2 separate regions of the Homo sapiens genome follow, and region 1 is linked to region 2. A link is a loop called in an ENCODE intact Hi-C map of the cell type or tissue named here. Cell type or tissue: mammary epithelial cell. All regions are shown on one strand. Links, peaks and the distances in the headings refer to the core of each region. The heading gives the core; the rest is flanking DNA.

Region 1 (9,980 bases), core at 1,164-9,163, 77 kb before region 2:
ATATTACTGGGAAAATTGCTGAAAGAGCTGTAGGTTTAATCACAGCATTCTATCAATGTTCATTTCCTATACTGTATCATGTCCTTGTTCTGAGGAAATACACACTGGAGTGTCAAGGGATACAGGGGCATCATGTCTGGAACTAACTCTCAAATGATTTAGAAAGAAGTTTTACATACAATTATATGTATAAATTATATATATCATAAGATATATTTAGAGAGAGAGTGTGGGTACAAATGTAGTAAGATGTTAATCGGATATGCAAGAATTGTTTGCACTATTATTGTAATTTCTATGTATATTTGAAATTATTTCAAAATGCATAGTTATTTTAAAGGTCATCTTACCCAGGGCTTCTTAACCGAGGGTGGCGTCAGACACCCAGGGGGGATTTTGGGGGTCCACAGGCCAGGTCTTCCCCAGTGTCTGAATGCATAGGTGGTGGTGGAATGTGACCTCTGTGTGTAAAACCTGTGCCAGGTGGGGGCTGCACAATGCAACCAGGGCTCTCACCAATGCCTTCATTTCCCTGAAGGGAGACTTGAGGCTGAAGGGAAATGGCTTCCTCCCAGTCTCACAGACCCCAGTCAGAATCCTGCTAGCCTGAAGACCCAACTTCTCAAAGACAGGAGTGTGCATGACATCTTCCTTTCTCCTGGGCACATGGGCTTACTGACATGGGGAGGAGAACCAAGACCCTGATGTGGGACCCAAGGCTGGCTGGCAGCTCATTCTCTATCCAGTGATATTTTAGAAAAGACCTGTGCTAAGAGGGACAGGATGCTGCTGATGGCTGAGATTTGAGAGAGAGAGAGGGAGGCTTTTGCTCCCATCTTTTAAGGAACAAACAACTTTCCTGTTGTAGAGAATGCTTGCGTGATTAGGAGCTTGAGTTCTTGAAGCAGAGAGTCCTGAATTCAGATCTCAGCTCCGCCACTTACTCTATGACCTTGGGCAAATCGCTTCATCCCCAGGACGAAGTTTCCCCCATCTGTAATAATAATAGGTCTACCAATAGCAGAGAGGATAAGTGGATGGTACGTGGAGACAGGCTGCCTGTTTCAAACCCCAGTCTTGCCATGTACTTGCTGTGTGGCCTCAGGAAGCTTAAGTCAACCTCTCTGTGCTTCAGTTTCCTCCCTTGTAAGATGGTAATAATAACAACATCTTCAAGACTAAATGAGTTAACATGTGAGAAACAATGCAAACAGTCTCCTTTGTTACTTCCTCCTCATCTCCCCAACTTCTTAAGTCAAGGCTCAATCTTTGATCCTCTCCTGTAAACTTCCTCACCCCCTGGGCTTAAAGCAGCACCCAGCTCATTATCCTCCTCTGAACACCACCAATGTGCATCGAACTGGTGGACCAACATCTCCTCTAAGGTGACTAATACTATCTTAAACCTTTCATGCCCAAACGGGACTCTTGACCTTTGCCCCCCAGAGCTGCTCTTCCAGGGTCTTGCATAGCTCATTTCTGCAAAGTCTATCCTATTTGCTCAGGCTAAAATCTTCAGGGTCAATCACAGTGTCAGCACTTTCCAAGCATACCTAGACTCTGAAGGCATCTCATCACCTCCAGTGACCACACGGCCCCAGTCTCCATTGCCTCTCCCCTGCAGCAAGGAGACGGCTTCCTGGTCTCTGCTTCCTCTCTTGCTGACCCCCTACCATAGCCTATTCTCTACATAGCATTCAGAGGGATCCCGTTTGACTGTGTGGTATGCCCCACACCAGAGTTTTGCCCTGGCCACTCCCTCTGCCTGGATACCCTTTCCCAGGTGGCCTCACTCTCACCTCCTTCAAATCCTCACTCCCTCCCTCCCTCCCTTCCTTCCTCCCCACCCTCCCCCCCAACCCTGTCTTCTTTCTTTTTCTTTCTTTCTGTTTTTTGTTTGTTTGTTTTGAGACAGGGTCTCACTCTCTTGCCCAGGCTGGAGTGAAGGGGTGTGATCTCAGCTCACTGCAACCTCTGGGTCCTGGGCTCAGGTGATCCTCCCACCTCAGCCTCCCCAGTAGCTGGGATCACAGGCATGCACCATCATGCCCAGCTAATTTTTGTATTTATAGTAGAGACTGAGTTTCACCATGTTGCCCAGGCTGGCCTCGAACTCCTGGGCTCAAGTGATCCACCTGTCTCAGATTTCTAAAGTGCTGGGATTACAGGCGTGAGTCACCTTGCCCAAATCCTCACTCCTAAGCGAGCCTTCCCCACTCACTTCCTGCCTCCCTCATGCATTCATCACCTTCTAACATCCCATTTCCTTCTCCCTCTATTGTCTGTCTTTCCCTGTGAGAAACTGAGACAGAGATCATGGTTGTTTTGTTCTTGACTTTGCCCCCTGAGCCTACAAAAGAGCCTGAATGAATAAATGTTAGCTTTCATTCTATTATATTTTACCACCTAGCAGAAAAAGAGCAAATTTAAATAGTTACACTTTATGCTAAAAACCACCACCAAACAATGTCTAGGAGATCATTAAAACCTACAGATCATAAAACTTACATGTATGCTAGAAGTACAACTTTGTAAAAGATGTTTAAAAAATGATGCACAAAAATTATATTAGTTGCCATAAAATGATTTTTTTCCATTTTTCACTTGCCTCTGTTTTTCCAATTGTTACTTTGAGAAAATAAAATTTTATCCTATTAAAAAGTAATTGGTGGCCAGGCACAGTGGCTCACGCCTGTAATCCCAACACTTTGGGAGGCCGAGCAGGGTGGATCACCTGAGGTCAGGAGTTCAAGACAAGTCTGGCCAAAATGGTGAAACCCTGTCTTTACTAAAAATACAAAAAATTAGCCAGGCATGGTGGCAGGCACCTGTAATCACAGCTACTCGGGAGGCTGAGGCAGGAGAATCGCTTGAACCCGGGAGGCAGAGGTTGCAGTGAGTCAAGATCACACCATTGCACTCCAGCCTCGACAACAAGAGCAAAACTTTGTCTCAAAAAAAAAAAAAAAACAAAAAAAAAACGGCCAGGTGCGGTGGCTCATGACTGTAATCCCAGCACTTTGGGAGGCCATGGGAGGGGATCACAAGTCAGGCATTCGACACCAGCCTGGCCAACATAGTGAAACTCCGTCTCTACTAAAAATACAAAAAATTAGCCAGGCGTGGTAGCACACGCCTGTAATCCCAGCTATTTGGGAGGCTGAGGCAGGAGAATCACTTGAACCTGGGAGGCAGAGGTTGCAGTGAGCCGAGAGCATGCCATGGCAATCTAGCCCGGGCGATAGTGCAAGACTCATCTCAAAAAAAAAGAAAAAAAGAAAATAAAAAGATTGGTAATTCAATTTCATTAGAAATAAAGACAATGTGGCCGGGCGCGGTGGCTCACGCCTGTAATCCCAGCACTTTAGGAGCCCGAGGCAGGTGGATCACCTGGGTCAGGAGTTCAAGACCAACCTGATCAATATGGTGAAACCCCATCTTTACTAAAAATACGAAAATTAGCCAGGTGTGGTGACATGTGCCTGTAGTCCCAGCTACTCGGGAGGCTGACAGGAGAGTTGCTTGAACCTGCGGTGGGGGGAGGTTGCAGTGAGCTGAGATCGCGCCACTACACTACAGCCTTGGTGACAGAGTGAGACTCCATCTCAAAAAAAAAAAAAAAAAAAGAAAGAAAAAGAAATAAGACAATGTGAATTAAAATGACAAGATGTCCCAATACACTGGTGGCAGTATGGATAATGGAAGATCTTTGGAGAGCACTTTAACAACAGCTATTAAAATTAATTTTACTTCTCAGCATCTAACTAAAGAAACTCCATTATTTGTGCAGAAGGAGGCATGTTCAACAGTATGTGTTGAAGTATCACGTATTTCCAGGGGAAAATTTAGAAGTAACCTGAGTGCCTACCATTAAGCAAATGGTTAAATAAATCCATGCTATGGACAACTGGGCAGCCACTAAACGGAACACAGCAGATGTGCAAGCCCAGAAGAATCTCTGGGGCATGTGGGCAGGTGAAAAATGCAAGTTATTGAACAATATATCCACTGGCTATGATATATGATTTGACAATATTGTATTTCTTCAAGTCATACCTATGTCAGGAAAGGCATTAAAAAAGGCAAGGAAATGAACTCACTCATCTGATGGGAGGTAGGAGTAAGGGAGCAGAATGAGGTGGTAGCACAGAAGATTTTATTGTTAATATTTGAATTCTTATGTACCATGATAATGTATGCATAAAGGACTTGTATAATTTAAAATAATTTTAGCTCAGGAGAATTTAATTATTAATATCTGAATTCTTGTGCACTATGGGAATGTATGCATAAAGTACTTGTATAATTTAGAATACATTTTTTAAATAAGGGGAAAATATATAATAAATCCCCCATGCTGAACCACCCCGCAGTCCTCCTATAAACTCACTTCTTCTGTTAAGCCTTTCATGGGTGGTCCACCATTGAGTACTTCCTCCTGTGAGCAAAGACATCAGGAAAAATGAATTTAAGGGCAGAAGGAAATGAAGAGATGGGATTTTAGAAAAAGGGCGAGGGAACAGTGAACAGGGAAGGCAGAATGAAAGGAGAGACGTAAAGAGAAAGAGGAGAAACTTGTTAGGAAAAGCCATTGAGCCGATCTGAACACTCTCACCCTATCCTATTCATTGCCACTGCTGCACCCCTTTGTAAAGATCACTGCATTTTAGATGAAACCCAGGGTTTCCAAGTGCCGGAAAGCATCAAAATAGGGCTATAGGAAGTGATCTTCACTCTCACTGGCTCTTAATTTGACCCCTTAACAAGAATTTACTGGAAACTATGCTGTCATTAAATGTATCTTCATAGGGTTCCTACATGTTATCTTTCCAAGAGACTGGATCGGGGCAGCAGGCCATGGAGGGGGAGAAAGGAGACAGCCCTGCTCCCACTGTGGCAATCAGAGTCATGCACAGGCTTATGAATAGTTCAGGCCCAGGCCCCTCACCTTTGCCTGCATCTCTAGCAGTGGGGCCTGTACATCAGTATTTCTCACAGCTCCCTAAGTGAGTTCATGCTCGCTCAGAGTTGCATACTGCTTCCAAGCTTTCTGGTGATCCACTAGATCATCCACGAACATCACATGTGCCAAAATTTTCCCCACTTACAACATCCTAATCTCTTCCCCAAAAGATTAGTGGTCAATGAGATTTGGAGACCTAATTTTCTTTCTATAGGAAAGAAATCTATATTAACCACCCAACACCCAATCAGTCATGGCCTGTACGGAGCAGGAAACCAGAAGTAGGTGGGGTGGGGATGGGGCTCCAGAGCCCAGCTCAGCCACCACCCAGCAGTGGGGTTTGGCCATGCTCCATTTCTGTGCCTCAGTTTCCCTCCTTTAGAATAGGGCTAAAATCCCTCCTCCTCCCAAGGATAGAGTGACTGTGGGGACTTCCAATCTATTGGACAGCAGGTGCTCCTGAAACATGGGGGAGGGGTACGATGTAAAATACGGGGGAGGGGCGTGGTGTCAAGCATGGGGAGGGGCGTGGTGTCAAGCATGGGGAGGGGTGTGGTGTCAAGCATGGGGAGGGGCGTGGTGTCAAACATGGGGAGGGGCGTGGTGTCAAGCATGGGGAGAGGTATGATGTTAAACATGGCATCCAGAAAATGTTGGCAAACTTAAAACACACATTGTCTTGGTTATTCATCTAAGAGACAGGAAAACTGATCTATCTATCTATCTTATCTATCTATTATCTATGTATTATCTATCTGTCTGTCTATCCATCCATCCAGCCAGCCAGCCATCCATCCATCCATCCATCCATCCATCCTTCATTTCTTTCTAGTTGTTACTGGGAAGGACGAGAGGAACACAAGTGTACAAACATCATGAGATATTTTCTCCCTGAGTGTCAACTGTCACTTCTCAGATCCTAAAAAATGACCTCACCAGCTGAAGAGCAACATTCCTCTCCACTCCCTCAGGTCTTCTCAAGGTTTCCAAGCTTCTTAACAAATTTCCTCCCCAGAAACATCAAAATACCACACAGGCAGACAGGAACATTCCCTGAGTGTTTGCTGTTTTTTTTTTTCTTTTTGGCTTCCATTTAAACTAGTCATCAGATTAAAAAAAAAAACAAGCCAAAGTGCTTTAGCAGAAATATTTCCCATAAAGCTGTGTTAATAGAGAATTTTTTTAAAAAGTATCTTATGTAGACACAGCTAACCCTGGCCTTCCTGAGAGTGGGCCACAGCCGTCCCTCTTCCAGAGTCGGTACCCCAGGTGTGTGTGTGACTGTGGGGATCGGGGAGGCAGGGGCGCGGTAGGGGCAGGATTGAAACATCCTCCCTTTCCGGCAGCAGCAGGCAGGCCTGCAGGCCCCAGCATCCTGCCAGGTGTCTGCATTCTTCGAGGGAATTCCAGAGCATGAAGAAAGTTTAGAGAATGCATCCAAATGTCACACCACACAGGTGTTCTCCACACCACACTTCACAGCAGACGTCAGTCTGAAAGCCCCTCCACAGCCTTGCCTTGCCCGCCACACAGATGGGGGCATCCAAGCGTGAGTCAGGCCCCACTGATCCCTGGAGCTGGTGCCAGAAGCACAGAGCCCAGACTGAAAGCGCTGGGAGGGCACCTCCTTTCAAAACTATGTCCCCGCTGGCTGCTCTGGGCACAGAAATTCTACCATCAGCCACGCATACCTCTGGGGTGAAGCTTTGAGGCTTCCTTGGCTCCTCCAGGTAGAGCAAATTTCAGCTGGAGGAACCTTTGGAGGATGCCCTGCTGCAGGCCTGGATGCCACACAGCTGAAAAGGCAGGCAGCCCACAACAGGGGGTACCCAGCCAGCCCATATGCCCATCCACAGGCCCTGCTCCTGGGGAAGTCAGCTCTAGGGGCTTCCAGGGGACTGCAAAAGTTGGTTCACTTAGTTCCTGCCCTAGACAATCTAAAGAGGTTAATTTCCCTTACAATTTTCCAATCTATCCTAATCCTCCTCCTCCTTCCACTTCAGATCATGGTACTATTAGCTGTGCAATAAGCATAGTTTGTATATTAAAAAAAGGATTATGCAAATAAGTTAATGCACCACCAGACAAGACCCTCCATGCGGTCAGCTGTAGACCGCCAGGCCACCCAGCCACCACCTTGCTCCCACATTCCTCAAGGACTTTTCTCCTGTATCACAGCCACCCTTTCCCACATCCTTTTGTCCTTTCTTGGTGATTTCAAGATCCATGAAGATGGATCTGAGTTTCACGACCCGCTCTCCTCCTGGCCTCTCCCTCTCCCCCACACACTCCCATGCTCACACCCAGCCCTCTCCTGACCCATGACTGCATTCCTCCACCTCTGATTTCAAACACCCCACTCCTGGACACACGCCACACCCCCACCATCTTTCTAGCTCAGTCTCTTTGCTACCAGGATTACAATTCTTTGGGTGGCCTCCAATCCACTGACCCTACCACCTGTCAGCCTCCACAACCACCTCAGGTACCCACTCCCGTCCTGGCCTGGCTCAGCATCCAGGTGACTCACCATCATCACTCCTGTGCCTCCCTCACCCCTCTCTCCTCCACTGTATTCCCTGGAGAAACCTCCACCCTGGTTAAAGTCATCTTTGTAACTCTGCCTCTGCACCTTCGTGGCCGCAAGCCGCTGGAGAGAAACCACAGCTGTGCTGCAGGAGCCATTTTAGATGCGCGGCCCCACACCTGCCACTCCCTCCTGTCATTGTGGATGAACCGCTGGGGGCTGGGGATAGGCCAGGGCTCCAGCAACCCCTGACTTGCCCCTGGATTGAACACACAGGTCAATGCTCCTATTTTGACCTTATTTCCCCCAAATACCACCACATGTCTCTCCCCTTTACAGCTAAACTCCTCAAAACAGTTGTACTATTCTCCTAGTCTCCAGGCCATCTCCTTCTGTTCCTTGAGCTGGCCACAGGCAGGCTTCTGCCTTCACCGCTCAGTGGAAACTTCCCCGTCACGGCCCCCTGCTCAGTCAGCCATTCTCAGCCCCTCTTACCTGGCCTGGCAGTGGCCCGCAAGGCAGTCTCCCCATCCCACTCCCTCGACTCCCCTCCTGGGCTCCAGGAGCAGCCTGGTTCCCTCCTGCCTCACTGGTCTCTAGGCTCACTTCTCCTCACATTCTTTCTTCCTCATGTGGGGCCACTCCAGGGCTCAGGACTCGCACCTCCTGACGACACAGTCCTCATCATCCCTCTGACTCATCTCCGCAGCTCTCCCTCCCTCATCCTCTGCTCCAGCACCCTGGCCTCCTGGCTGGGCCCGGACTCTTCTTCCAGCCCAGCCCTGGCACAGGCTGGTCCTTCTGCCCAGATGTTCCTATCCGGATATCTCCACTACCCACCCCTCCCTCCCCTCCATGCCAGCTTCCCTGACTACGCTACTTAAAACTGCAAGCCCCTCCTGCTCCTCCTCACTCCCCGTTCCATTTTCCGCTTTACTTTTCTCCATCGCAATGATCATCCACGAGTAGAATACACAGTCCATGAGGGCAGGGCTTTTTTGCTCAATCCTAGATACGAGTCCTAGAATAGTGCCTGGCACAGAATAGAAGCTTGTTAAACACTCATGGATTGAATAACAAACAAATTATAAGCTTGCATTACTTGTGATTTTAGAACCTCAAGGACACTAAAGAAAGCATCACATCTATTTTTTTTTTTCTCCCTCAGGACTATTTTCTGTCCCCTGCTTCCCAGTGGGGACAGGGCATGGGATTACTGTGGCTTCAGCATTTCCCAGAGTGACTCCTGGTCTGAGTTCCAGCAAAGCCAAAAGTTTGTTCTGGCTTCTAAAAAGCTAGGGGTCCCACCCAAAAAGTGAGCCAGGTGGTTGGACTCAGCCTTTTCCCAAAGCAGGGTGCACCCAGGTAGCTCACCTTCTGATTGTCCCAGGAGTCCCAGGCTTGGAGATGGGATAACACGCACGAGAGGCGGATCCCCAGAACCCTGACTCCAGATAAGACAGGGGACTCTCCTGTACATGCTTGTGCAGGCAGCACTGATTCTCTGCAGCTTTTGTACTTCTTACTGTCTTTGACCTTCCAACATTCCCGAGGCAACAGCATAATTCCCATTTGCCAGATAAGAAAACACAGCCCCACAGACATTGAAGGTTCTGCCCAAGGTCACACTGGCAGCTAGAAGCCAATCTGGAAGCAGCTCTTGAACAAAAATCTGCTGAGGATTTGTGGTGTTAGGCAAAGATATGCTTGATAGGGTCCCTATCCTTAATGCATTCATACTTTATGAGGGAGAAGCCAAGACTTTCAAATCTCAGCTCACAATCTTTCAGATGAGTCCATCTCCCCTCCAAGGTCAGGGATGCCACAGACTGAGGCAGGAGGGTGCAGGACCAAACATGACGCTGGTTGGATTGCCTCATATGTCTAAGTATGTCTGACATACAGAGCCCTGGGTGAGAATCCCACGAGACTTTGGCTACTAACAATCATTCCTTTGGCTACCAACAACTACTTGTATTTGAAATCACAGAAAATATTCACAAGTTATAGTTCTTTGATGGTATGCATTATGGAGAAGCGAAACCTCCAGATCTCTCCTAGAACATAAGCTTATTGAGGACAGGGAACAGCGTTCAGCACATAGTCAGTACTCAAGAGACGTATGTTCAAAGACATGTGGGCCTGGCTGGGCCTCAAAGCCTCATTGGATAGGGAGGAGTGGAGGTGGGTTAGAGGGACGGGGTGCACAGCCAGGGCACTTCCTGCCTGGATCCCAAAGCCCACCTGCCAGATTCTGGGTGCTCTGCTGGGTGGGACCATTCATGCCTTGGCGGTCTAGTGTCAGGCAACTGGATGCTGCCCAGAATTAGGGGCTCCTGCATCACCCCCTCTGAATTTCCCAAGCTGCCCCAACCCCGGGCCCGCGCTCACCTGGGAGATGTGGGACTGGGTCCTCTCGCTCTCGCCATCACCCTCCGTCTTGTCAGCCAGCAGCCCCTGCACCTGGTACTCCAGCACGTAGCTGTCGAT
Region 2 (9,980 bases), core at 897-8,896:
TAAGTTTCTCCTGTTCATAAGCTACTCAGTCTATGGTATTTTGCTATAGCAGCCCAAATGGACTAAGACACAGGAATCCAGAAATTTCCACACAGTTCTTTCTAGAGAGCCAAGAGGGCACAGTTCAGAGAACCCGTCCTCAGTTTGTCTTCTCACTGGCAAGCCTGGTATGCAACTTTGGCCAAGTCACTGGCTTTTCTTGCTTAAATGTCCCCGTTGGAAGAAGTGCCCTCATTTTCTCATCTATGAAACAGAAGCTGTAATGGCTAATGAAGACAGCACATGCAAAGTGCTTACTATGACACCACAATACTTAGCAACTGTTAGGCTTTGAAAGTTATTATTAGGCCAGGCACGGTGGCTCACGCCTGTAATCCCAGCACTTTGGGAGGCCTAGGCGGGCGGATCACGAGGTCAGGAGATAGAGACCATCCTGGCTGACACAGTGAAACCCCGTCTCTACTAAAAATACAAAAAAAATAATTAGCTGGGCGTGGTGGCGGGCGCCTGTAGTCCCAGCTACTCGGGAGGCTGAGGCAGGAGAATGGCGTGAACCCAGGAGGCGGAGCTTGCAGTGAGCCGACATCGCGCCACTACACTCCAGCCTGGGTGACAGAGTAAGACTCCGTCTCCAAAAAAAAAAAAGAAAAAGAAAGTTATTATTGGATCACCCAGGTTTCAGGAGAAAGACCACCTGTTCAATCCCTGCGTTTACAGACATCTCCCCACTGCCCAAATGCAACAGCTTGCAGGCCAGAGTCCACACAGGCCTGGGTTTCTAGCCTGGCTTCCCTGTGTGACCTCAGGAGGAATGCTAACTTTTCAGGTGTATCTGCAAAAGAGAAGAATAACAACTACACTCAGAGCTGAAAGATGAAATACACTTAGGGGGTGAAGTCCTAAACACAAGCATAACACACAATGCATGTGTATTAGTATCCATGGCTGCCATAACAGAGGACCACAAATCAGGTGGCTGAAAGCAACAGAAATGTATGATCTCATAATTCTGGGGGCTAGAAGTCCAAAACCAAGGTGTGAGCAGGGCCACACTCCCTCCACAAGCTGCAGGGGAGAATCCTTCCATATTCATTTGCTAGGGCTGCCATAGCAGGCCACCATAGACTGGGTGGCTTCATCAGCAGAAATGTATTTATTCTGGAGACTGGAAGTCCAAGATCAAGGTGTTGGCAGGGCTGGCTTCTTCCAAGGCCTCCGTCTTGACTTGCAGATGGCTGCCTTCTCGTTGCATCCTCACACTGTTGACCCCATCTGTGTCTTATCTGTGTCCTCTTCTTCTTTTAAGGACACCAGTCATACTAGATTAGGGCCCACTCTCATGATCTCATTTTACCTTAATTACCTCTTTAAAGGCCTGGCCACCAATCCAGTTCTGAGGCGCTGGAGTTAGGACTTCAGCATATGAATTTTGAGAGGACACAATTCAGCCCAGAACAGGATAGTTGATTACCTTTCTTCCTCTTAGGGAGGAAAACATGTAGAGATCCGTAAGTTCTCGTCCAGGGCACTGTGCAGTGCCACACGGAACTGGTTTGGAATCTGGACAGATAACCAAATGAACAAGTCCCTTTCTAGAAATATGTATCTTGCCTTAAAAATACTTTTTTTTCCATGAAGCATGGACCCTGTGGCCGGCACCACCCTAGCCCTATAGGAAATGCCCTGATGACTCCCAGGACAGTAGCAAGGTGCTCATGATCCCAGGGGACAGATAGGCAAGTATCCAAGGAATGATGAGGAGGCAGGGAGTGATGGGAAGTGCTAAGTGCTCTAGCAACCCACAGACTGTGCTGTGGGAAGAGGGGGAGGAGGACACAGTGACACCCTGAGCAGAGTGGAGAGGAGCCCAGAGGGGACAGATTTGTCTCTTAGCTTGCATGGTCAGCCCCACGGCCTGGGCTGTTTGCATGTGTATGTATAGAGGGGATAGTGGTTTGGGGAGGGGAAGGTGGCATCCACCACCATCTTCCCACACCCTGCATTCCCTGGGGCCAGGCTTCCCAATCAGCAGGGACAACAGAACTCATTCTGCAGAATGTGCAGGCCACAGCTGAGCACCAATTCCTCTCCCCAACCCACAGCTGCCTGCAAAGGTGACTGCCATCCTCTACCAACCCACTGGAGCCTCAGGCCCTCAGGCCTTTCCAGTCCTGCTGCCTAGGCCACCAGTGACATATGCTCCCTCCCTCTGGACAATTCTGCCTACTGGGGTTCTCCACCTGGCCCCAGTGTCGGGAAAGTGGAGGAGCTGCTGGGAGAACAGACCACAGAACCCATGTCCTGGGACCACAAAAAAGGCATCCATGGAACACCTGGGATCCTATGCACCAGCATTACCTGTGGCTTAAGAAGTAATAATTACCAGAAATGGCAAACCTATAGTGATATAAACCAGGTTGGTGGTTGCCAGAACTAGGGGGTGAGATTTTAAAAAAACAAACAAACAAACAAAAACCTCAACAATATTGAGATATAAAAAAAAGTAAAGCTAATTCACTAACTCCCCCCCAATAAATAAAAACATCTTGAAACTTGGTGAAGTAAATGTTCCTCTTTGCTTAGCCAACCATTGCTCCCTTCCCCACTTCCTTGCAAACACAGCTTGCCTCTTGCTCTAGATGAGGCGAAAGCACCAGGGACTTGCTTTCTCCTCCTCCACTGGAGCGGAGGCATGGGTACTGACCCGTTTCTCTTCAAGGAGCCTTGATAGAATCTTCAGCAGGGGAATTCTGGGAAAGGCTTCCCTTCCTGACAAATTAAGACAGACAAGGAGAATCTAACCTTCCTGCCTGCCTTTGGACGCAGTTATGTGAGAACATGATGCCCGGAGCAGTGGCAGCCATGCTATGACCATAAGGGGACTGGCCTGAGAACAAAGGCCAATGTGCTGAAGATGGCAGCCTAGGTTAGACAGAGTCCTTGAAATGATCGCTGACTCCCTGAATGAACCAACCCTAGAGCTCCTACCTTTAGACTTCTGGCTGAGTTGAAACACCTTGTTTTTAAAGCCATCGTTAGTACACTGTTCTTTTACCTGTAGCCAATAACATCCCACAAGCCCGATGGTTTTCATCTGTCCATACTTCCACCCCAATCCCCAAACTGAGATCATGGTGAGATATAAGATAGAACCCTGTGGCTGTAAACTGAGCCCCATCTGAATTCTGAGTTCAGTCCCCACAGATAATGCTTTCCCCTACGTCCTCTAAGCAAAGGAAGGAAACAGCTGCCAATTCCTCTTGTGCACGAGCACCTCCCCCATCACCCCTATGTGCACCCTGCAGTATAAATGACTGATAACAGTGTCTGATAATAGTGTCAGGTATGACCCACATGCATACGCCCTCCCTGGCCCATGTGTCCATAAGCCCTCACCTACCCAGGACAACCTCAGTTTATATCTGTGTCCCAGCATGATTATCCATTGGAAAAAAAAAAAATTCACAGTCATCCGACTTCTGGCTGCCTTGGCACCCTTTTCATTCTCCTGACCCCATACTTACCACCTTACACTAGCGCAAGGCTATTCTGTCTTCCCCAGCAAGATGGGCAGATGGGCAGCAGGGACCCTGCCAGGCTTACCTCAATTCATCTCACCTCACTCCTAGAGCCAGACCCACTGCAGATACCATGTGTGTCCACTAAACTGAGGCAAAGGTTAACAGCTAAAAGGATTAAGGCAAATCAATAGAATGTGGGCAGAAGAAACCATTTTTAGAGGGAGAAGAGGAGAAACTGGGTGCTTTCTCGGAATCCCTGACCTTCACTATTGGCCTTGTCTGCACAGGGTCCTTCATGCCAGTGGCAGAGCACATCCAGGCACGTCCAGCCATCTGATGCAACCTTGCTGCAAAGGCAACGCATGCTCTTTATTACCCAATCTGCTGAATATGTGACCCACACAGATGCCAAGCATCAAGGAGATGGAGGAACAGAAAGACATTTTGCTTCCTGAGAGTGCCCAGGGTACTGTAGGTAGATACCGGAGACAGATAAACCGCATGCTGTAAAAAATACTTTGCTTGTAAACACCAGCCTGTTTGGTGACATGCCAAGATGTGAATTCTCTAGCAGGTCACTTTCTTGATCTCATGGTTCAAACGTGTAAGTATCTCAGCAAATGCCCCAAGAGTGTGGGACAGGCCTGTGTGTTCCCAGCTACTGGTGAGATCATGATACTGCCTACCCCAGGGGAAGGCCCTATAAGGGAACAGCATGGGGAATGTGTCAGCTCCACCCACTCTGGATGGAACCACACACATTCTTTCTGAATCCCTTCAGGGCTCAATTGTCATAACTACAGTTAGGCATTACCATATCTCTGCCTCTCTGTCTCCCTCAGAGAGGTTACTTTCATTTAGCGAGGCACACAGAGAGCGCCCAGCATTGTGCCTGGCATTTAACAGGCACTCAATAAACTCCCTGCACTCAATAAATTCCACACAGCTCCCTGCATGGGATTCCCAAGTTACTTACTTATAAGCTGAAATGTATTCTGGGCGTCGGAGGAAGGAACTTGCAGCAGGTGCTGCTGCCTCTCTCATGATCATCCGAAAAGCACCGAGCCAAAGCTTCTCAGAACTCCCCCATCACAGACTGCGCCTATGCAGCCGGCTCAGCTACCCTCACATCTATCTTCAAAAGCTGCCTCTGTGTGAAGTAAGTTAGGACAGAAGTTGGCTGGATTCTCACAGAATCTCAGCTTGACAAATGGAGGCCCTTCCAGCAGAAGCAAGCAGGATGGTGAAAGGTCTAGAAACCATCTCTCACAACAGCTGCAGGGGCCATGGGTGAAAATGGCCAGCGAGGAGGGTGGCCAGAGCTCAGTACAAGGCCTTTCCAGCTATAACATAAGGGAAGGCGCTGCCTCCAAGGCAATAAACTCCCGGCCACAAGCAGCAAGCACATTGGAACCAAGCGCTGCTGCAGTCAGGATTCCCACACCAGGTGGAGGGTTGACCAGATGACCTCTAAGATGTCTCCTGAGTTTGAAACTGTAGGAACTAAAGACTCTGAGCATGGGAAGACAATGTAGTGCCCAGTCTAGAGGACCAGTAGCAACTGCAATCTGCACAGGGCACCCTTAAGGGGACCCTGGAAAGAAACCTTATCTGTAAGAACCTGACCTGAGTATGCAGTAGGGAGAATGTTCTGGGCTTCCTAGACGGGGCTCATCTGAAGTTTTTTCCTAAGAGATGAAGGCTTGGATGGAACTGTCCTTCTCTGCCATCCTGCACATGCCTCCCCGAGTTGTGCAGCTGTCTCCAAGGCCCTTTTAAAAGGTTCCTACCGAGGGGCACCTCTGCCCTTTCTCTTCTCTCTCCTCCCTCACTTACCCTGCCCTGATCGCAAAGCATCTCCCAAGGTGGAGATTTAAGTCAGCAAAGGGCAAAGAGCCCCAGACTCTCCCCAGGCCCCTGATGCCCTAGAGCTCACAGTCAGGAAGACACTGGCCCCCAAGTCTTTACATGCTAATTTCTCTCTTGAGGGCCTCCTGGACCACATGTGTAGTGGACATTCAAAGCTCTAACAGGCCTGAGGTCTCACATTTCTAGGGAAGATTTTTCTCCACCTCACATCCAGGTCAAGACAAAAAGCAGCACACCCACTTTCCATCCCCCATGCGGACGGGCTGCTGTCTAGTCCATCCTTTCTCCCAGCATGCAAACTTTTACCAGGTCCTGTTTTAGGCAGGGCTCTTGATTCCTGGTATCATCTCTAGTCTCGGAGGAGATGCAGTCACGACTCAAACCCTTGGGCTTTGAGGCCAGGAAGCACCCCTCAACACCTCTCCCAACCCCCAGGCCTAGACGAGCCTCAGCTGGAGCTCACCGTCCACACTGCCTGAGATCCCTGGGGATTTCCCTTACATTCCATGAGCTTAGCTCTTCTTTGAAAGGACGCTAGCTACAGCTTACACAGCCTTTCTAGGTGCTCTGTCATTGGAAGGTTTTCAAGATTTTTACTCCACTGTGGTACTAAAAGTATTCTAAATCAGTCTTGGGATGCCCCTTTTGGACGTGCTTATGGAAACCTTCCCTGACTGACCTCCCACCCCAGACGACTAACTCTGGGTACATCCCTGCAGATCCACAAACATAGACTGAACACACACTTACAATGTGCCAGGCACTATTGTCGGTTCTGAGAATTCAAACATGCAAAGACTGGACGTTTGCCTAAAACACATCAGCTCTATAAAAATGAAGTATGGCAGGAAGAGAGGGATCTGCAACACTCTATTTAAGTTGCATTCCACTCTTCCCTGGGGTTGTTACAGCTTTTTAGTGGCTTCATATGTTCATATCTTCTCTCCCCAACAAAACTACCTGCTCCTGGAAGCAGGTTCCAGGGCTTCCCCACTCTGTACACTCCAAGGGGCTGGGACAGGGCTCTGCTCACTGTGGATGTTAAAAAGCGAAATGCCTCTCCCCTAACTCACTCTAATGCTTCCAGCTGAAACACGCTCTTGGCTGTCGCTGGATTCTGCCAGCTGGGCCTCCAGCATGACACAGCATCCCCGCCTGGCTTCCCTGACGACAGCGGCCGGCATGACAAAGGATTATCTGACAATGGGAGGAAGAGGTCTGCTCTCATTGTCTACAGCAGCCCTCACCGTGGTTACGCTCAGTGGCCAATGCTTCCCCGCTCCCAGGGCTCAGCTTGGGCACACACTTCTGCAGCCTCTAGCTTGCACAGTGCATTGTCTGTAGGGCAGCACCACCCCACTATCCTACCAGCAATTCCAATTCAATACCGGAGCACTGAACTCACCATGATCTTCCCTCCCACCCCAACCCCAGCAGACCCTGCTCCAGCAACCAGAAGTTCGCACCTGAGTTAAGAGCTGCCGTCCATCTAGTCAGTGAGGCCACAAACCTGGGAGCCACTGAGATGATTCCCTTATCCCCCAAGTCTAAGTAATCACTGCGGACTTTACTCCCAACTAATTTTAATGTATGACCTTTGGTCCATCCTTAGATGCATGGCCCTTGTTCCAGGTCTCACCCCCTATGACCTGGATGCCGTGGAGAGCCTGTTACTGCCTCACCAGTCCCATGGCCGCCTGGCTCCCAGTCCTGTTCCCTTCCGATCCAAGCAAGGCTGTACACCTCTCTGATTAAAGTCCTTCCTCTATGCCTTACCTGCAGGCTAAAAGCCAAGGTCTGAAACCAGGCTTACAAAGCTCCTCCACTCTGAGCGCTGTCTGCATCTCCGCCTTTGCATTTGACCTCACTGCTTGCGGTTCCTTCCTACACCCAGGCAGCCTCATGCCTCCACACCCTGCGCACGCCATGCCTTCTCCCTGAATGCCCGTCTCCCATCTCCTTTCCTGGCCAGTTCCTTTTCATCCATTAAGATTCAGCTCCTGAGCCGTCTCCTTTAGGAAGCCCTCCCTGACATCTGAGGCCGGAGCAGGTGGCTGCCCCTTGTCTGTGCCGCTGTAAGGGCCTTGGGCTTCTCTCTACCTAGACTTCCCACATGACGTTGAATGGAACTGTTTATGCATCTGTCTCTCCCACTAGAAAGCTGGCTGCTTGAAGGCAGGGGGCTGTACCTGTTCACTGTCATAGCCCCAGGGCCTAGCACAAAGACAGGCATAGAAAAGCAGCCCGACAACTACTGTGAAGCTCGCACCGACTGCAGGATGATCAAGTAAACCTCTTAGGTCTGTTCTACCCACCCCAAGCACCTAGTTGCCCCCTAACCATTTTTGGGCCATTGCCCCAGCCTAAAACCTCCTCCACCATTACCCAGGCCTACTCCCAAATTCACCTCATCCATGAAACCATCCCAAACTGGCTCCACTCTACAGATCGTTGCTATGGTAACTGCCTCCCATACTTTATCTCCCCTACCCCTTGGGTAAGTGAGCATTTGGGTCTGGCTCTGTGGCCGAATATGAGTGAACAGTAGGCATTAAGAAGCTCTGGGAAGTTCAAGGCTTTCTGTTCATCATAATGATGTCAGACAGCAAGCCACCTCAGCCCTGAGCACTGGACCTGAAGTCTGAAGTCAGGGTTCATATCCCTGCTCTACTGCTTACTCGTGACTTGGGCATGCCACTAACCATGAAGGCTCAGCTTCCTGCTCTGCAAAATGGGTATAACAACAACTGCCTCACAGGCTGATAACGATAACCACCTATTATAAAAGGCAGATGGGATAATTTGTGTGAAATAGTTTGCAAACTGTAAAGCCAAATCAAGTGCAGCGTATTAAAGTAGCCCCAGTGTCAACCAACCACTATCCAACCTTTCTGTCCTTCTCCCTACCAGTAGTTTTGTCCTTACTTGAGTCAGTTGAGAATCAAATGAAATCTGTAGATTCTCTTCCTAGAAAAGTACACACGCATCCCAGCTTTGCAAACACTTCCAAAAGGTTCCTGAGGACCCTGCCTCAGGGCCAGAAAGCCACAGACCAAGCTTAAGAGCACTGTAGGACACCAAGACACCCTATATTTCCCAAATACAGACCTTCATTTGCTCATGAATGCCAAAGATGAAGATAAGGCAGGAAGGGCCAGTTGTGAAGGAAAGAGAAGTCAAATGAATTTCAGAGCCCTTCCCAGAACCAGAAGACAGGAGAGAAGAAGATAAAGAGTTCTCACTCTTTGGGAAGAACCTAACTTTTTTCCAGAAAGCATTACGGTACATAGAAAGAAGATTGGATGAAATCTCAAATTCCAGGATTTTTTACCCACTCTGCTAAGGGCTCACCATGACCTTAGGCAAGTCATTCCACTTCCCTAGGCTTCAGGTCTTCACGTGAAGATCAGATCATCTTCAAAGTCCTCCCCAGCTCTGGGTGCCGGAGATCCAAGGATGTGTCTGTTCTCACCCCGTTGTGAACCACAGCTCTGGCCTTAATTCCAAAGTCAGAGGCATGCTGAGAGCACGGTGCTAACACAGGGAGAAGGCCACCATTATAGCAAGGTTCTAAATTAAACCGCACACAGCGGGAGGCAGGGGCAAAAGAAAACCCAAACCTGAAAGGAAGCAGCTGAGCTCAGGGTGCCGGTGAGTCAGCAGTGAGGCCCAGAGGTAGACGCCCCCTCCCCCTGCCAAGCCAAGGACATCAAATGGGGCTGTGTTATCAGGTAAGTTATGCAGAAATGCCACCACGTGTGGAGAATTCTCAGAAACTGCAATTTGCCTGCATGTTTGTACCTCCTGTTCTCTATCTGGGCTCAGGATTCTCTCTCCAACCTAACCACCCATCTCCTGCCTCCTCCTTCATGACCTGAGCTGCAAACAACATAACCTTAAAACAAGGGCAATGGAGCCCAAAACAGAAATGAAATTAGAGGACAATATCTGGGACCAGACGGTGAGTTTGGGATTAGATAAAAAGCAGACTTGTATTAACACACCTACACAGACCTGTAAGGCAGAAACTCCTACACCCAGGCAGGGCCTGAGTGAGACCTTGACCAAAGCCACAGCCTGTCCCTGAGTCACAGCACATCTGAGCTGGGGCGGGACCACGGAGAACATCTCCTTAGCTCCGTGTCGCCAGAAACCTGTTGGTTGGCTTCAGGGTAATTTCCATCAGCTGCCTAACTTCCACAGAAGAACATACCTCTGGGCCCTCCCGGGAGGTTGCAAACAGCCTGAAGTTCAGGGTAACAAGGCTATCAAGGTGTTTTTTCCCCATCGCTTCCTTCTGCATTTGCTCTAGAATAAGAACTGGCATCTTGGGCCCCTTGAAACCAACATATGTGAAACTAAGTTCCAGGGTGACTGCTCTAAAATATTTATGATTTGTTCCCTCCTGTAGGCTGTGTTATTGCATTGCAACTTAACTATCTCTGCTCTACTATCTTTGTAGAGAAGCAGAGTATCTGGCCTAAGTGAGGCTGGTGCTTCATAAACATTTGCTGGACTTAATTAACATTTGTTAAGTTTTCTTTGTATGCACTTCTAGATACACAAACATGTAGGTGCCCAGTACATATT

The links. Hi-C counts contacts between places; a loop is a spot of excess contacts. Peaks named below come from ENCODE experiments on the same cell type or tissue, not always from the same donor. Only the 100,000 strongest peaks of a DNase experiment are listed, where the experiment ranks them.
Region 1: a loop joins it to region 2, with 5 times the contacts of the local background. A loop is called at or near these places in 20 of 110 quality-filtered maps.

Annotation. Positions count from the first base shown.
Region 1 is chr18:48,619,647-48,629,626 of GRCh38, reverse strand. It overlaps CTIF (cap binding complex dependent translation initiation factor), which reads right to left. Exons shown (of 12, transcript NM_014772.3): 2 at 9,882-9,980. Among named protein-coding and RNA genes, the nearest start is that of MIR4743, 46 kb to the left of the region's middle. RefSeq lists an enhancer at 6,276-6,455. In mammary epithelial cell, for the core only: no CTCF peak of the experiment used is centred there; DNase peaks (open chromatin) are centred at 6,006 and 6,426; H3K27ac peaks cover 1,777 bases.
Region 2 is chr18:48,542,468-48,552,447 of GRCh38, reverse strand. All of the region lies in intron 1 of CTIF (cap binding complex dependent translation initiation factor), which reads right to left. Among named protein-coding and RNA genes, the nearest start is that of CTIF, 8.4 kb to the right of the region's middle. RefSeq lists enhancers at 2,053-2,554, 7,262-7,827, 8,346-9,120, 9,121-9,897. In mammary epithelial cell, for the core only: no CTCF peak of the experiment used is centred there; DNase peaks (open chromatin) are centred at 3,917, 4,227 and 6,517; H3K27ac peaks cover 4,885 bases.